Linked DNA regions of Mus musculus: region 1 is linked to region 2. The links are chromatin loops, found by intact Hi-C in ENCODE. Cell type or tissue: heart. All regions are shown on one strand.

Evidence for each region. Hi-C counts contacts between places; a loop is a spot of excess contacts. Peaks named below come from ENCODE experiments on the same cell type or tissue, not always from the same donor. Only the 100,000 strongest peaks of a DNase experiment are listed, where the experiment ranks them.
Region 1: it touches region 2 in a loop (3-fold over the local background); 12 of 42 quality-filtered maps call a loop at or near these places.

The regions. Positions count from the first base shown.
Region 1 is chr5:120,817,519-120,825,518 of GRCm38, reverse strand. It overlaps the pseudogene Oas1b. Among named protein-coding and RNA genes, the nearest start is that of Oas1c, 9.0 kb to the right of the region's middle. In heart, no CTCF peak of the experiment used is centred here; no DNase peak of the experiment used is centred here.
Region 2 is chr5:120,923,791-120,931,790 of GRCm38, reverse strand. It overlaps the pseudogene Gm7573. Among named protein-coding and RNA genes, the nearest start is that of Oas1d, 13 kb to the right of the region's middle. In heart, a CTCF peak has its summit at 4,514 (motif pointing right); no DNase peak of the experiment used is centred here.

The DNA.
Region 1 (8,000 bases), 110 kb after region 2:
ACTTCCTCACTAACTAGTCCTGTTACAGCTACCTCCTCATAACTAGTCATGTCTGCCTTGTCTCTAACTAGACCAGTCTTCCAGCCACCTCCCCACTAACTACTCCCATCTCCCAGCTATCTCCTAACTAACTAGTCCTGCCACCCAGCTACCTCCTCACTAACTAGTCCTGTCTCCCAGCTTCCTAACTAGTCCTGTCTCCCAGCTAGCTACCTCTTACTAACTAGTCCTGTCTCCCAGCTACTTCCCTACCAACTAGTCCTGACTCCCAACTAACTAGTCCTACCTCCTCACTAACTAGTCCAGTCCCCCAGCTACCTCCCCATTAACTAGTTCTGTCTCCAAGCTCACTGCAGGCCCTTGCCCAGTCTCTGTCCCTCTCAGTGGCTCAATGAAACCTGATGTTTAAGTCCTGCTAAATCTCAGATCTTTGAGTGTCCTTTGATCTCTGTTTGCTCTGGTCACTCCCTGCAGTCCTTGAGTCCATTTTGCAGGTACTCAGCTATGCTGTCTTTTGGGCATGAATAACACTGAAGCATCATTTTATGCTGTTCAGCATTATTATAAAGCTGGCTCTGGAGTTGGATTATGACCCTCCTCTCCCAACCTAAGCAGCCTGTTTAGTCTCCTCAAATCTCTGTCTCAGATCAAACGGTCATCTGACTCTAAGCCAGAAAGAGAGAGCAAAACAAAACAGACCAGGAAAAGACACTATGTGCTTTAAGATAGCTAAAAGGGGGTTGTTCCCAAGAGAAATTATTGTTGCTTGGGAACACAGAGGGAACTAAGAATTCCTGTCTCAAGTTTATGTGCAAGAAGAGACCTGGAAGGATCCCAGGCTACCTGATGTCAAAAGTTGTATCAGTTTGGTTCTGCTCTGTCCACCACTGAGGACTTGGTGCTGGGACCCACATGGAGAATGTAATAAGTGCAGCTACTTGACCATGAATACGCAGACACACACACACAGAGACACACACACAGGAAGACACATATATATACATACACAGATGCACACACATACACCCTCCTACACACACATGCAGACACAGAGAGATACAAACACACACAATTCCACATACACACACATGCACAGATACATACACACACACATTCTCATACACAAATGCAGACACAGAGATACATACACACATCCTTATACACACACAGGTATAGACACACAGAGAGACCCACACCCACACACATACACACACACTCATGGCTTGCTGTGGTTTGTTGTTATTAATCAGACATTAGACACAACCTCCCGACGTGTGAACATATGCAATCCAAGCTTGAGTTCCTCCCTGTTTTAGGGTTTTACTACTGTGAACAGACACCATGACCAAGGCAAATTTTTATAAAAACAACATTTAATTGGGGTTGGCTTACAGGTTCAGACGTTCAGTCCATTATAACCAAGGCAAGAGCATGGCAACGTCCAGGCAGGCATGGTGCAGGAGGAGCTGAGAGTTCTACATCTTCATCTGAAGGCTGCTAGCAGAATACTGACTTCCAGGCAGCTAAGACAAGAGAAAGCCCACACCCACAAGGCCACACCCACTCCAACATGGCCACACCTCCTAACAGTGCCATTCCCTGGGCCAACCATATACAAACCATAATATTCTCCTTCTGAATCTCTTGTCTCCCAGAGAACACTGTTGGGGGACAAGGCAGATAAAGCAGGCTGTGAGAAAGGCTGTCTGTGCAGGGGTTGAGGGCAGGGGACAGAAGCCTGGAGTCTGATCACAGGTTGGACCCTCCCTCTCTTGGGCTTTGGGCACCTTCCTGTCTTCTCTGGGTCAAGGCCCTGCAGCAGAGCAGGACATGCGTCTGACTCTGGAGCATCCTGGACAGGTCCCACTGGGCTCACAGGAAAACACATGCCCAGTTCTTGTCCACTTGAGGATGGAAGGGAGGCAGGGCATAACAGGCCTACGCTGCAGTCATGCCAGCGCTAAGGCAGGAGGATGGCAATATCCAAGACACTCTGGGCTATCCAGATGAAGTCTTCCCAAAGATGAAATGAAACAAAGACCAAAACAATAACCAGAAAATACGACAAAAGAGATACTTCGTTGGCACTGCAACCTCCGTCTGTAATAGAAAACACGATCGTGTCAGGAGCCTACATTCTTACTGGGAAGGGGATGCAACTGAGCCCTGAAGGTGACAGGCCATCTGTGACAAGCCACCTGGGCCCCTTGGTCGGGCTGCTGAGAAGGTCAACAGTAGGCTAAACAGGGCCTAGGCCCTTGAGGATATATACAGCTCTTCCCTGAAGCCATGCCTCCCATTTGTCCCCTCTCATCCACTGACAGATCCATCAATTGAGAGTGGGCATAGCCAGAGGGACAGCTCTAAAGGCCACTGCAGTCTGACTCGCCCCTCCCACCTCCCCAATCACCATCCCCATACCCATCAAACTCCCATTCTGCCCTGGGGTATGGTTCCAGCATCACTACAGCCATGCTAAACACCATCTGGAGGGCACACATGGCATCACTGGGTCCCTAGCATCAGGCAGGCCCTGCCCCAGGAGGGGAAAGGTCCAAGTGCAGGTCCCTCTGGGCCTCTGTGCTGTGATAGAGCCCAGCTGAGTCCCATTGGCCACATGACAAGGAGACTGGGAAGACAGGATGCTTCATGGACCTGACAGGGGCTTCAGAGTCCACGGGGTCCCAGCCGTTCTTCACTCTATCTGAGTGTCCCCAGCCAGTGGTTTCAGGTCTTCAAGTCTATGTATGTGTGTTATCTAAGTGTAGGTGATGTGTGTGTGTGTGTCTCTGTATGTGTGTCTTTGTGTGAGTGGGTGTGGGCAACCTCTGTGTTTGTGTATTTTTGTGTGTGTCTGTCTATGTGGTGGTGGTTGGGGGCAACCTGTGGATAGGTGGGTGGGTGGGTGTAGTGACATGTGTGTGTGTGTGTGTATGTGTGTGTATGCACACACTCATGTCCCTGTGTGTAACAGCAGAGATGAAGGTCAGAGGATAACTTTGGGGATTTGATTCTCTCCTTCTACCATAGGAGGTCCTGGGATGAAACCCAGGTCATCTGTGTTAGCAGCAAGCACCTTTACCCACTGAGCCATCCTGTGAGTCCATGAAATCTGTGAATAGCGCTAAGATGGCTGTGGAATAAGGAGAGCCAATGGCCTCCACAGGAGTGCAGAGACCACATCTGTGTGGGAAGATTCTCCAGGTAGATGAAGAGAAGAGGGGGGGTGGAATGAAGATGATGGTGACATGTTCTCACCGGCACCTCCCAGGAGCACACTGAGGAACCGTCCCTGTACTTAAAGCATGGGTATTGCAGCCAGGCGGCAGCCTCTCCTGCTAGACGCCTCCAGTCCTTTGGGTTCAAACCGGCTATGTTCCTTGTTGGGTCAGTGGGGTCCAAGATCACAGGCCTGCAGAGCAACATGAAGAGAGGGAAACGAGCTGCTGTCAACTGACCCAGGAACCACTGCACAGGGGTGGGGGAGGAGCCCAGCAGAGAGCTCCTTTTCAAAGATTTTTTTTTGTCCCTGCCCCACAGCATATAGAAGCCTGGAGGGATCCTTGGGCATGACCTGGAAAGCCTGGGTTCGAATCCTCTACCCTTTAGTAGCTGTGTGTCCTGGGACAGATCCCTCAGGGTCTCTGATCTGTGACATGAAGAGTGTTGGACGACCAGACAGGCTCAAAGAATAGGGTGTGGAAACTGAACACAACACAGAATGAAGACATGTCACTCCCTAGGGTGACATAGCACTGTATTATTTACAGGTAATTTGTCCACCTCACATCTTTGGTGCCTCACAGCCTTTATGATGCTGTTACTGTTGGAAAATCTCAGTCCCCACTCCATGTCCCCCCCCCCCTTTCCTTTGCTGATTGGGTTGGGACAATGTCAGAGCCTTGGTCTCCTCATCTGCAGACAGGAGAGCCCACCCCTGCCCCCCAGGGCTGTAGGACCTCATGTCAATCAGGTGACAGCAGGACAGTGCCCAGTGCAGGGGATGCTGCAGACACAGAGCTCCCACCTCCCCCTTTAAATACAAGTGCAGTCTGACACCACGGGGATCACAGCCATGTGGGGACAGACTACCTGTCTTTTTTGAGCTGTTGGTGCAGGTATTCAGAGACCTCTTGATGTCGAAAGTCATAATACACTGTCCAGTAGATTTGAAGCTGTTTGTACTTGGTGACCAGTTCCAAGACGGTTCAGAAGCCCTGGGCTGTGTTGAATTTAGTTACTCGACTCCCATACTCCCAGGCATAGACTGTGAGCAGCTCCAGGGCATACTGTGGGGGCAGCGGGTCCCCCAGCTTCTCCTTACACTGAGAAGAGAAAGGCAATGAGAAAAAAACGGGGTTCCTGGTGGTTGTGTGTGGGGCTGCTTCTCACAGGCTCAATTCAGCTGCCACCTGATGATGTCATGACAGGGTTATTGTCACACTGTCACACCCAGTCACTTGAATTCAGTCTATGCCTTCTTGTGCTATAGCCAAGAGCTGAGTGGTTGAGATGGACACTGTGTGCTCCACAGACTGAGCACGTAACTAACAGGCCCAGGAGGAATCAGGACACCATGAGTGACAGCTAGGAGTGAGGGAGGGGGCGGGACATAAGGAGTACTCACTGTGGAAGTTCGCTTGTGGTCTCTGAAGTAACTGGGAAGGGGCCAGGGAGATAAAGGGCTCAGAGGTAAAGTGCCTCCCTCCCCATGCAGGGATGAGAACTGAAGGTGAGATCCCCAGCATCTATGTGTTGTCAGGCTCTTGAGGAAGCTGACTCCTCATCCCTGTTCAAGGGGATAAAGATGGGGCTCCCCCGGGCTGTATGACTGTCCAGAACTGCTAATCTAGCACACGGAGTGTCACGTGTGAAACCCTGACTGATTACACAAGGTGGGGCGTGACTCAGAACCTGCTCTCACACTCTGCCCTCAAATCCTAATGGACACACATGCCCACACATACACGTGTGTTTCCAAGAATAGGTATAAACACATACACATAAAAACACTCAGGATATAATAAGAAATCACACATTTAAAAACATAGCTTGACAAGACAGGAAAATCAAAGTATAAAAAGTGACGTGAAGGATTTGCCAACAATGGGAGAAAAATCCAAAGACAAATGAAGCAGAAGCCATGGAATGGTGAATTAGACACTGCTGAAGAGAGAGTTAGCGGATTGGAAAGTAGACTAGAAGAAATCACCTAGAACAGGCAAAGAAAATCCTCCCTCCTCTCAGATCCCCCACCCCACTCCTTGCCCCTCCTACAGCATCATCTCCCCCCCATCTCCACTCACCCCTGCTTCTCCCCTCCCCTCTGATTCCCTTCCACCCACTTTTTTTTTTACATTGTTTTTTCTCACTGCTTTTGCTAATTTTGATTCTTTTTGCCAAAGTGACACAGAATCATCTGGAGAAGATGGACCCACAACTGAGAAAATGCCTCCATCAGCCTGGCCTGGAGTCAAGCCTGTGGGGCATTTCCTTGATCAGTGTAGAAGGGCCCCGCCCATTGTGGGCATTGCCTGTCCTGGGCAGGTGTTCCTGAGTTGTTTGTAAAAATCAGACTGATCGCCTAAGGGTCTCCGGCAGCTAGCAGAGTTCCTCCATGGCCTCAGCTTCAGTTCCTGCCTCTGCTTCCCTCAGTGATGGAGTGTGATGCAGGAACGTGAGCCAGACAATCCATTTCCACCTCAATTTACTTTGCAGCAGCATCTTTACCACAGCAGTCAGAGCAAACTAGGACAGAAACTGGTCCTAGGGAGGAGGGGCGCTGCTGTGACTGACCAGCCATGTTGCTCTTTGGGAGGATTGAGAAAGGATTATGGAACTTTGGGTGGGAGAGCTGTTGAGAGCAAAGAGCCTACCAGGCTGTTTGTGGGAACTTGGAAGACAGGAGTGCTGAGAGGCAGGTAGGTGACAGAGGCTGGAGTGAAGTTTCAGAGAAAAGCAAAACCCCATCTGGGCTGTTTGTGTGCTGTGTTTACATTAAGAGTCAGTAATTTCTCTTCAGTTGGGGCTGAAAATCTGCTCTGATAAAGAAGAAACCTGCACCATGGGTGTGTGTGGGGGGGTGCAAATCTTTTGGAAAGAGTTTCTTCATAGTCAGCAAGAGTAGGTGTAAGTGGACTGAGCCAGGGTGATTCCATAATGGGCTTCAAACTGGCATATCAGGAGACTAGGCCTGAATTTGTGTTTCTCAGAACTGTACAAGTCTAGGCAAGTCATTTATTGGAAAAACCCCAGGCCTAGAGCATCCAATCAGAAACTGCCCAGCCATCAGAAGCTTCCCTGCCACCTGGCCTAGGGAAAGAACAGAGTCAGCAACAGTTTCCAGGCTTCCCCAAGTGACAGTTTCTAGCCCCCCCAGCAATGATTCAGGAATGTCCCTAGAATAGAGCCAACCAATCAAGAAAAAGGTCACCTACTCTTCCATGGAATTCCACTAATGTGCTTTAAATTGAGCCTGTGATCTCATCTGGGCATCTCCATCTTGGTTAATGATAGATCCCAGCATGCTGGAATCCCACAGAATAAAAACGCTCTTTGCTTTTGCATACAATTTGAGTGCAGGACATCATTCTTTGGCAGACCATGGACTCTATCAGCTGTAGTCCAGGGGTCCCAAGTCTGCATCTCCAAGTGTCAATCACACCTGGAACTGCAGAGATGTCTCCCAGATTTCAAGTCCCATGAGAACTGCTGGACTGAAGGGGCCTTGGAGAGCAGCTGAGGCCTGGCACTGCGAGAGGCCAGGAGAAGCCATTAGTGAAAGTGCAGCCTCAATGGCAGTGGAAACCCCAAGATACTGGCCTTGCCCTGAGCAGGAGATGACTGTCAGGAACAGAGCACTGTGAGAACAAAGCTGGCCTGAGCCTGAGACCTGCTGTGTGTGCCGTGGATGGCAGAGCCGGAGAAGCTCAGAGAACTATGAGTCCCAGATATCAGATACTGAGCCTTTTGCTCTGTTGAATTTTGGTTGTGTTTTAATTAGATTGTGACAGTGACTTGGTTCTTCCCTCTTGCAGTAAGAAAGTATTTAACTTGTGTTTTAATTTTATATGAGGCCAGCATTGAGAGACTAGTCTTTTTATGTGTTGGGAGTTTCTTTAGGTTTGATTTTTAATTTGGGGACTTTAAACCTAAGTTGTGTTTTATGGTGTGATAGCGACATGAGATCTTAGGGACAAGCAAGAAGGGAAAGGTTATGGTTCAACCGTGGTTTGTTTGTGTGCCATGTTGAAAAGGGGTCAATTGTGCTGCTTACTTTTTGTCCACTAAACACCAGCTAGCCTCCTCTGGTAGGAGTCCATCTTGCTCAGTAAAATGCAGATCCATCTGACTGGCTTGGGTAGTTTATGGGCATGTTACTAATCACTGATTGATGTTGGTGGGACCAGACCACTGTGGTTGGGGCCATGAGTGGAATGTGGCCTTGGGCTGTGTAGAAATGGCCGCTGAGTGCGTCATGGACAGCAAACGGTGAGCAGAATTCCTCCATGGCCTCTGCTTCAGTTATTCCTCTGACTTCCCTCAATGATGGAGTGTGCCTTAGATGTGTAAACATAAGAATATCCTTCCTTCCCAGGAGCGTTTTGGTCATGTGATAGAGTTATTACCTCAATAGACGCCGAACTAGAGTACACATTTTCTCTGCCCCGTGTCTACACTCTGTACAGATGAAGCGCACAGTGACCAGGCCAATGCCTTACCAGTTGGTACCAGTGCGTGACCAGGCGGATGAGGCGCTTCAGCTTGGTTGGGCGACAGTTCAGGAAGTACTTCTGAAGCCCCATAAAGCAGATCGATAACTTGCCCTCCTTCCCCGGCGGGGTACGCCCACTGATGAGATTGGCGTAGAATTGTTGGTTAGGCTTCTTGAGGATGTTAAGATGATCTGTAAACAAGATTTCATTCAGTGGAACAGCTCAGCCCCTCTCTGAGGTTCCTCAGTCTCCCCAGGTCCAGAATCACAGCCTATGGGGTTCAGC
Region 2 (8,000 bases):
GACTCACTCGGCGGCCATTTCTACACAGCACAAGGCCACATTTCATTCATGGCTCCGACCACAGTGGTCCGGTCCCACCCACATCAATCAGTAATTAGAATGCCCATAATCTACCCAAAGCCAGTCAGATGGAGGCATTTTACTGATCAAGATTGACTCCTTCCAGGGGAAGCTAGCTTACAAAAACTAACCCCTTTTCAACATGGCACACAAACAAACCACGATTGAACCATAACCTTTCCTTTCTTGCTTGTCCCTAAGATCTCATGTCGGTATCACATCATAAAACACAATGCAGCTTTAAAATCCCCAAATTAAAAACCAAACCTAAAGAAACTACGACACAGGGGCTGGTGAGATGGCTCAGTGGGTAAGAGCACCCGACTGCTCTTCTGAAGGTCCGAAGTTCAAATCCCAGCAACCACATGGTGGCTCACAACCACCCGTAATGAGATCTGATGCCCTCTTCTGGTGTGTCTGAAGACAGCTACAGTGTACTTACATATAATAAATAAATAAATCTTTAAAAAAAAAAAAAAAAAAAAAAGAAACTACGACACATAAAAAGACTAGTCTCTCAACGGTGGGCTCATATACTATTAAAAACACAAGTTAAATATTTTCTTACTGTAAGAGAGAAAAATCAGGTCACCGTCAAAATCAGATCAAAACTCAACCAAATTCTAACAGAGCAAAAGGCTCAGTATCTGATATCTGGGACTCACAGTTCTCTGAGCTTTTTGGGCTCTGCCATCCACAGCAAACACAGCAGGTCTCAGGCTCAGGCCAGCTCTGTTCTCACAGTGCTCTGTTCCTGGCAGTCATCTCCTGCTCAGGGCAAGTCCAGTATCTTGGGGTCTCCACTGCCATGGAGGCTGCACTTTCACCAATGGCTTCTCCTGGCCTCTCTCAGTGCCAGGCCTCAGCTGCTTCCCATGACCCCTCCAAACCAGCAGGCTTCATAGGACTAAAGTCTTACCATCTGGGAGACCTCTCTGTAGTTCTAGGTGTGACCTGCAAGCTCTAGATGCAGCTTTGGGACCCCTGGACCACAGCTACTGTTTGCTGATCATAAGGAAACTCTTTCCAAAAGACTTGGCCCCCATGGTGCATGCTTTTTCTTAATCAAAGATCTCAGCCCCAGCTGATGAGAAATTACTGATTCTGAATGCAAACACAGCACACAAACAGCCCAGTTGGGGTCTTTGCTTTTCCTGAAACTTCACACTCCAGCCTCTGATACCTGCCTGTCTCTCAGCACTCCTGTCTTCCAAGTTCCCACAAACAGCCAGTTAGCTCTCATCTCTCCACAGCTTTTCAACCCAAAGTTCCAGAATCCTTTCTCAATCCTCCCAAGGAGCACCATGGCTGGTCAGTCACAGCAGTGCCCCTCCTCCCTAGGACCAGTTTCTGTCCTAGTTTGCTCTGACTGCTGTGGTAAAGATGATGTTGCTGCAAAGTAATTGGGTGGAAAGGGATTGTCTGGCTCATGTTCCTGCATCGCACTCCATCTCTGAGGGAAGCAGAGGCAGGAACTGGAGCAGAGGCCGTGGAGGAACTCTGCTAGCTGCCGGATACCCTTGGATGATCAGTCTGATTTTTCCAAACATCTCAGGACCACCTGCCCAGGACAGGCAATGCCCACGATGGACTGGACCCTCCCATTCTAATTAAGAAAATGCCCCACAGGCTTGATCCCAGGCCAGTCTGGTGGAGGCATTTTCTCAGTTGTGGGTCCATCTTCTCCAGATGACTCTCTCTGTGTCAGGTTGACAGAATAAAAATTGGCAAAATCAGTGAGGAAAAACAACGTAAAAGAAAAAGTGGGTGGAAGGGAATCAGAGGGGAGAGGATGAGAGAGAAGCAGGGGTGAGTGGAGATGGGGGGGAGATGATGCTGTAGGAGGGGCAAGGAGTGGAGTGGGGGATCTGAGAGGAGGGAGGACTTTCTTTGCCTGTTCTAGGTGATTTCTTCTAGTCCACTTTCCAATCTGCTAACTCTCTCTTCAGCCGTGTCTGATTCACTGTTCCATGGCTGCTGCTTCATTTGAGTCTTTCGATTTTTCTTCCATCTTTGGCAAACCCTTCATGGCACCTTTTATATTTTGATTTTCTTGACTCATCAAGCTATGCCTTTAAAATGTATGATTTCTTGTTACATTCTGAGTGTTCTTATGTGTGTGTTTATAGCTATTCATGGAAACACATGTAGTGTATGTGTGTGGGCGTGTGTGTCCATTAGCATTCCAGGTCAGAGTGTGAGGGCAGGTCCGCAGTCTCACCCCATCTTGTATAATCAGTCAGAGTCTCACACATGGCACACAGTGTGCTGGATCAGCAGTTCCTGGACAGTCCTGCAGCCCCTGCAAGCCCCATCTACAGCCCTTTAACATAGGATTAGGAGTCAGCCTGACACTCATGTAGATGCTGAGGATCTGACCTCCAGTTCTCACCCCTGCACAGGGAGGAAGGTGCTTTACCCCTGAGCCAGCTCCCTGGCCCCTTCCCAGTTACCTCAGAGACCATGAGAAAACTTCCCCAGTGAGCACTCCTTATGTCCCGCCCCCACCCTCACTCTTGGCTGTCACTCATGGTGTCTTGATTCCTCCTGGGCCTACTAGTGAATGCTGTCTTTGTGGAGCAACAACTCAGCTCTTGCCTATAGCACAGGAAGGGGCCATAAACTGAATCTAAATAACTGGGCGTGTAATGGCAACATCAGGTGGCAGCTGAATTGAGCCTGTGAGAAGTGTCCCCCCACACCAGAGCTGAGAGCCCCATGTTTCTCATTGCCTTTCTCTTTTCAGTGTAAGGAGAACCTGGGGAAGCCACTGCCTCCACAGTACGCCCTGGAGCTGCTCACAGTCTATGGCTGGGAGCACAGGAATGGAGTTGCTGATTTCAACACAGCCCAGGGCTTCTGGTCCATCTTAGAACTGGTCATTAAGTACCAGCAGCTTCGAATCTACTGGACAATGTTTTATGACTTTGAATACCAGGAGGTCTCCAACTACCTGCACAGACAGCTCACAAGAATCAGGTAGTCTGTCCCCACATGGCTCTGTTCCCCATGGAGTATCAGGCTGTACTTGTGTGGAAAGGGAGAGGTGGGAGCTCTGTGTCAGCCCAGCATATCCTGCACTGGGCGCTGTCACCTGACTGACCTGAGGTCCTAATGCCCTGGGAGAGGGGAAGGGAGGGTAGGTTATCTTGTCTGTGATGAGGAAACCAAGGATCTGACATTGTCTACACCAAACAGCAAAGAAAGGGGAGGACATGGAGTGGGGACTGAGATTTTCCAACAGTGACAGCATCATAAGGGCTGTGACACACCAAAGACCTGCAGTGAACCAATTACCTGTAAATAATAGAGTGCTATGCCACCCTAGGGAGTGACATGTCCTGATTCTGTGTTTGATCAGTTTTCTCATGAGACTGGCTGGTCCAACTCTCCCCAGCTCACAGATCAGAGACCCTGAGGGACCTGCCCCAGGACACACAGCTACTAAAGGGTAGATGATTCGAACCCAGGCCCTCTGGGTCATGCCCAAGGATCCTCCAGTCTTGCTGTATGCCATGGGGCAGGGACTCTGGGCAAGCTTTGGATATGGATGCAGTGCTGGGCTTCTCCTCTCTCCCTGTGCAGGGTGAGGCACTTGATGGTTGTTCAATTCCCTCTCTTCATGTTGCTCTGCAGGCCTATGATCTTGGACCCCTGCTGACCCAACAGGAAATATTGCTGGTTCGTGCTCAGAGGGCTGGTGGTGACTAGCAGGAGAGGCTGCCGCCTGGCTGCAATACCCATGCTTTAAGTACAGGGACGGTTCCCCAGTGTGCTCCTGGGAGGTGCTGGTAAGAACGTGTCACCATCATCTCCATTCCATGCCCTCCCCCCTTCTCTTCATCTACCTTTAGAATGTTCCCTCACACATGTGGTCGCCGCACTCCTGTGGAGGCCATCGGCTCTCCTTATTCCACAGCCATCTTAGCGCTATTCACAGATTTCATGGGCTCCCAGGATGGCTCAGTGGGTAAAGGTGCTTGCTGCCAACACAGATGACCTGGGTTTCATCCCAGGACCTCCTATGGTAGAAGGAGAGAATCAAATCCCCAAAGTTATCCTCTGACCTTCATCTCTGCTGTTACACACAGGGACATGAGTGCACACACACACACACACACACACACACACACACACACACAGACAGACACACACAGGTCACCCCGCACACATACAGGTTGTTCCATCCAGACTCACACAAACACACACACACAGACTTGGAGACCTGAGGCCACTGGCTCAGGGACACTCAGCTAGTGATTGACAAGGCTGGGATCCCATGGAGTCTGAAGCCACTGTCAGGTCCATGGAGCAGCCTGTCTTCCCTGTCTCCTTGTCATGTGGCCAATGGGACTCAGCTGGGCTCTGTCACAGCCACAGAGGCACAGAGGGACCTGCACTTGGACCTTTCCTCTCCTGGGGCAGGGCCTGCCTGATGCTAGGGACCCAGTGATGCCATGTGTGCCCTCCAGATGGCGCTTAGCATAGCTGTAGTGATGCTGGAACCATACCCCATGGCAGGATAGGAGTTTGATGGGTGTGGGGTGGTGACTGGGGAGGGAGAAGGGCTGGGTCAGACTGCAGTGGCCTTTAGGGCTGTCCCCTATGTCTGGCTATGCCCACTCTCATTTGACAAATCTGTCAGTGGATGAGAGGCCACAGGTGGGAGGCATGGCTTCAGGGAAGAGCTCTATATATCCTCAAGGGCCTGACCCTTGTTTGGCCTACTGGTCACCTTCTCAGCAACCTGACCAAGGGGCCCAGGTGGCCTGTCACAGAACTTACCTTCAGGGCTCATTTGCATTCCCATTCCAGTAAGTATGTGGGCTCCTGACACGATGGTGTTTTCTGTTAAAGACGGAGGTTGTGCTATGTGCTATGCCAGGAGAATCACCCTTTTTGTAATTTCTATCTATTTTTTGTTTTTGTTTCTTTTCATATTTTGGAGGGCTTCTTGTGTATAGCTCAGACTGGCCTGTATATGGTAATCCTCCTGCCTTAGCGCTGGCATGACTGCAGCATACACCTGCTGTGCCCTGCCTCCCCTCCATCCTTAAGTGGACAAGAACTGGGCATGTGTTTTCCTGTGAGCCCAGTGGGACCTGCCCAGGAGGCTCCAGAGTCAGGGGCATGTCCTGCTCTGCTGCAGGCCCTTGACCCAGAGAGGACAGGAAGTTGCCCAAGGCCCCAGTCAGTGAGGGTCCAACCTGTGATCAGACTCCAGGCTTCTGACCCCTGCCTTCTCACCCCTGCATCCTGTCCTATCACAGATAGCCTTCTTCGCAGCCTGCTTTATCTGCCTTATCCACCAACAGTGTCCTCTGGGAGACGAGAGATTCAGAATTCAGAAGGGGAGGCAGGAACTCAAGCTTGACTTCCACCTGTCCACCTGTTGGGAGGTTCTGTCCAATGTCTGATGCACAATAATAAATCACAGAGAGCCATGAGGGTGTGTGAACTCTGAGGAACAGGGCTATTGAAGTACAGGTGTTTGTGTGTGTGTGAGTGTGTGTGTGTGTGTGTATGTGCATGTGTGTGTATGAGGATATGTGTGTTTCTATATATGTAGGTGTGTCTCTGTGTGTCTGTGCATGTGTGTGTAGGAGGGTGTATGTATGTGCATCTGTGTATGTATGTGTGTTTGTCTTTCTGTGTGTGTCTCTCTCTCTGTATCTGCGTATTCATGGTCAAGTAGCTGCACTTATTACATTCTCCTTGTGGGTCCCAGCATCAAGTCCTCAGTGGTGGACAGAGCAGAACCAAACTGATACAACTTTTGACATCAGGTAGCCTGGGATCCTTCCAGGTCTCTTCTTGCACATAAACTTGAGACAGGAATTCTTAGTTCCTTCTGTGTTCCCAAGCAACAGTAATTTCTCTTGGGAACAGCCTCCTTTTGAGGTATCTTAAAAGCACATAGTGTCTTTTCCTGGTCTGTTTTGTTTTGCTCTCTTTTTCTGGCTTAGAGTCAGATGACCGTTTGATCTGAGACAGAAATTTGAGGAGACTAAACAGGCTGCTTAGATTGGGAGAGGAGGGTCATAATCCAACTCCAGAGCCAGCTTTATAATAATGCTGAACAGCATAAAATGATGCTTCAGTGTTATTCATGCCCAAAAGACAGCATAGCTGAGTGCCTGCAAAATGGACTCAAGGACTGCAGGGAGTGACCAGAGCAAACAGAGATCAAAGGACACTCAAAGATCTGAGATTTAGCAGGACTTAAACATCAGGTTTCATTGAGCCACTGAGAGGCACAGAGACTGGGCAAGGGTCTGCAGTGAGCTTGGAGACAGGACTAGTTAGTGGGGAGGTATCTGGGAGACTGGACTAGTTAGGAGGTAGCCGGCAAACATGACTAGTTATGAGGAGGTAGCTGTGTCAGGACTAGTTAGTGAGGAAGTAGCTGTACTCAGTCCCATTCCCATATCTGCAACAAAACTTGTCCACACAGACAAACACAAGACAAGACGATTACCATTTCCTGGGAGTCTAGACGGGGATCCAGCTGACTGGAACAAACACAGACAGTAATAAACAGAGAATCAACAGCAGCCACCAGGCTCTCACTCACCCAACACAGCAGACTGACAACCATGGGTGTCCTGGGGTCAAGAGTCACCTTACCCAAATGTCAACAGGGTGTCCCCTGATACCCTGGGCTTGAGACTGTGCTCAGTTACCCAAAAGATACCCCAAAAAGTGCACTCAGAAGACCAGACAGTATAGAAGGTGTCTTACTTAGGGTTTCCATTGCTGTGAAGAGACACCGTGACCAAAGTTAACTCTTATAAAAGTAAACATTTATGTGGAGCTGGCTTAGGGTTTCACAGGTTCAGTCCATTATCATCACGGTGAGACGCATGGCAGTGTCCAGGCAGACCTGGTGCTGGAGAAGAAGGTGAGAGTTCTGTATCTTCATCTGAAGACAGCTAGGAGGAAACTGTCTCTTCTGCACTAGGAGCCCTCAGAGCCTCACCTGCACAGTGACAACTTCCTCCAACAAGGCCACACCCATTCTGACAAGGACGCACCTCCTAATAGTGCCACTCCCTGTGGGCCAAGCAATCAAACACATGAGTCTATGGGGTCCAAAACCTATGGAAAACACCCCAGAAGGCTTGCAGAGTTGAATTAGAGCCTCTTTCTCATGGACAGAATAGATCCCGTGAGAGCCCCCACAAGTTGTAGTTGGTCTGTTCTCTCCCCAGAGAAGATCAGGACCGGTGCTTGATGAATCTGAAGTTTTTATTGAACCACACCGAGCCAGACAGGGCATGCACTGTTGTGACTACAAGTCTAAAGAGACAACCCTGACCTGAGTGAGCAGGGAGTTTATAAAGGCCAAACCCTTTAAGTAGGGAACTTCCCATTGGCATAGCTGTGGTGACTCTCAGCAGGACAGAAGTGCATTTTTTAATAAGAAGAAGGCACAGTTTTCTCACTGTGCATTTCTGTTTGATCAGGGAACAGAAAGTCTTGCAGTTGCAGAGGAACAGCACACGTTAGCAAGAGTTCCTGCAAGCACTGTACATGCCTGAAGGTCAGCCTGACTGTGTTAGCCTAAGGTGGGGTCAGGATCTAGCCAACATGTTTTTATTGCTTCATTGACTTATTAGTGTCCTCTGTAGTATGTGTTAACTTATACCTAGGGCAAAATGTTATCACAATTGCTGAGCCGTTTGCCACACTAAACTCCCACGATTCGGCAGGGCAATGTGTTTATCATGTGTAGGTTTCTGTACCTATACAAATACAGACCCAAGAAGGGTGAAAAAAGTGTTCCTTAGCAAATCATTGTCATGGGCTGGAGAGAGGGCTCAGCACTAAGAGCACTGGGGACACTGCACAGGTGTGACCCAAGTGGCCAGGCTTGTAGTTTTGTCTTCATTTAAACTGCTCTGGGGCTGGAATTTGAAGGACCCTTAAGGATGATAGCA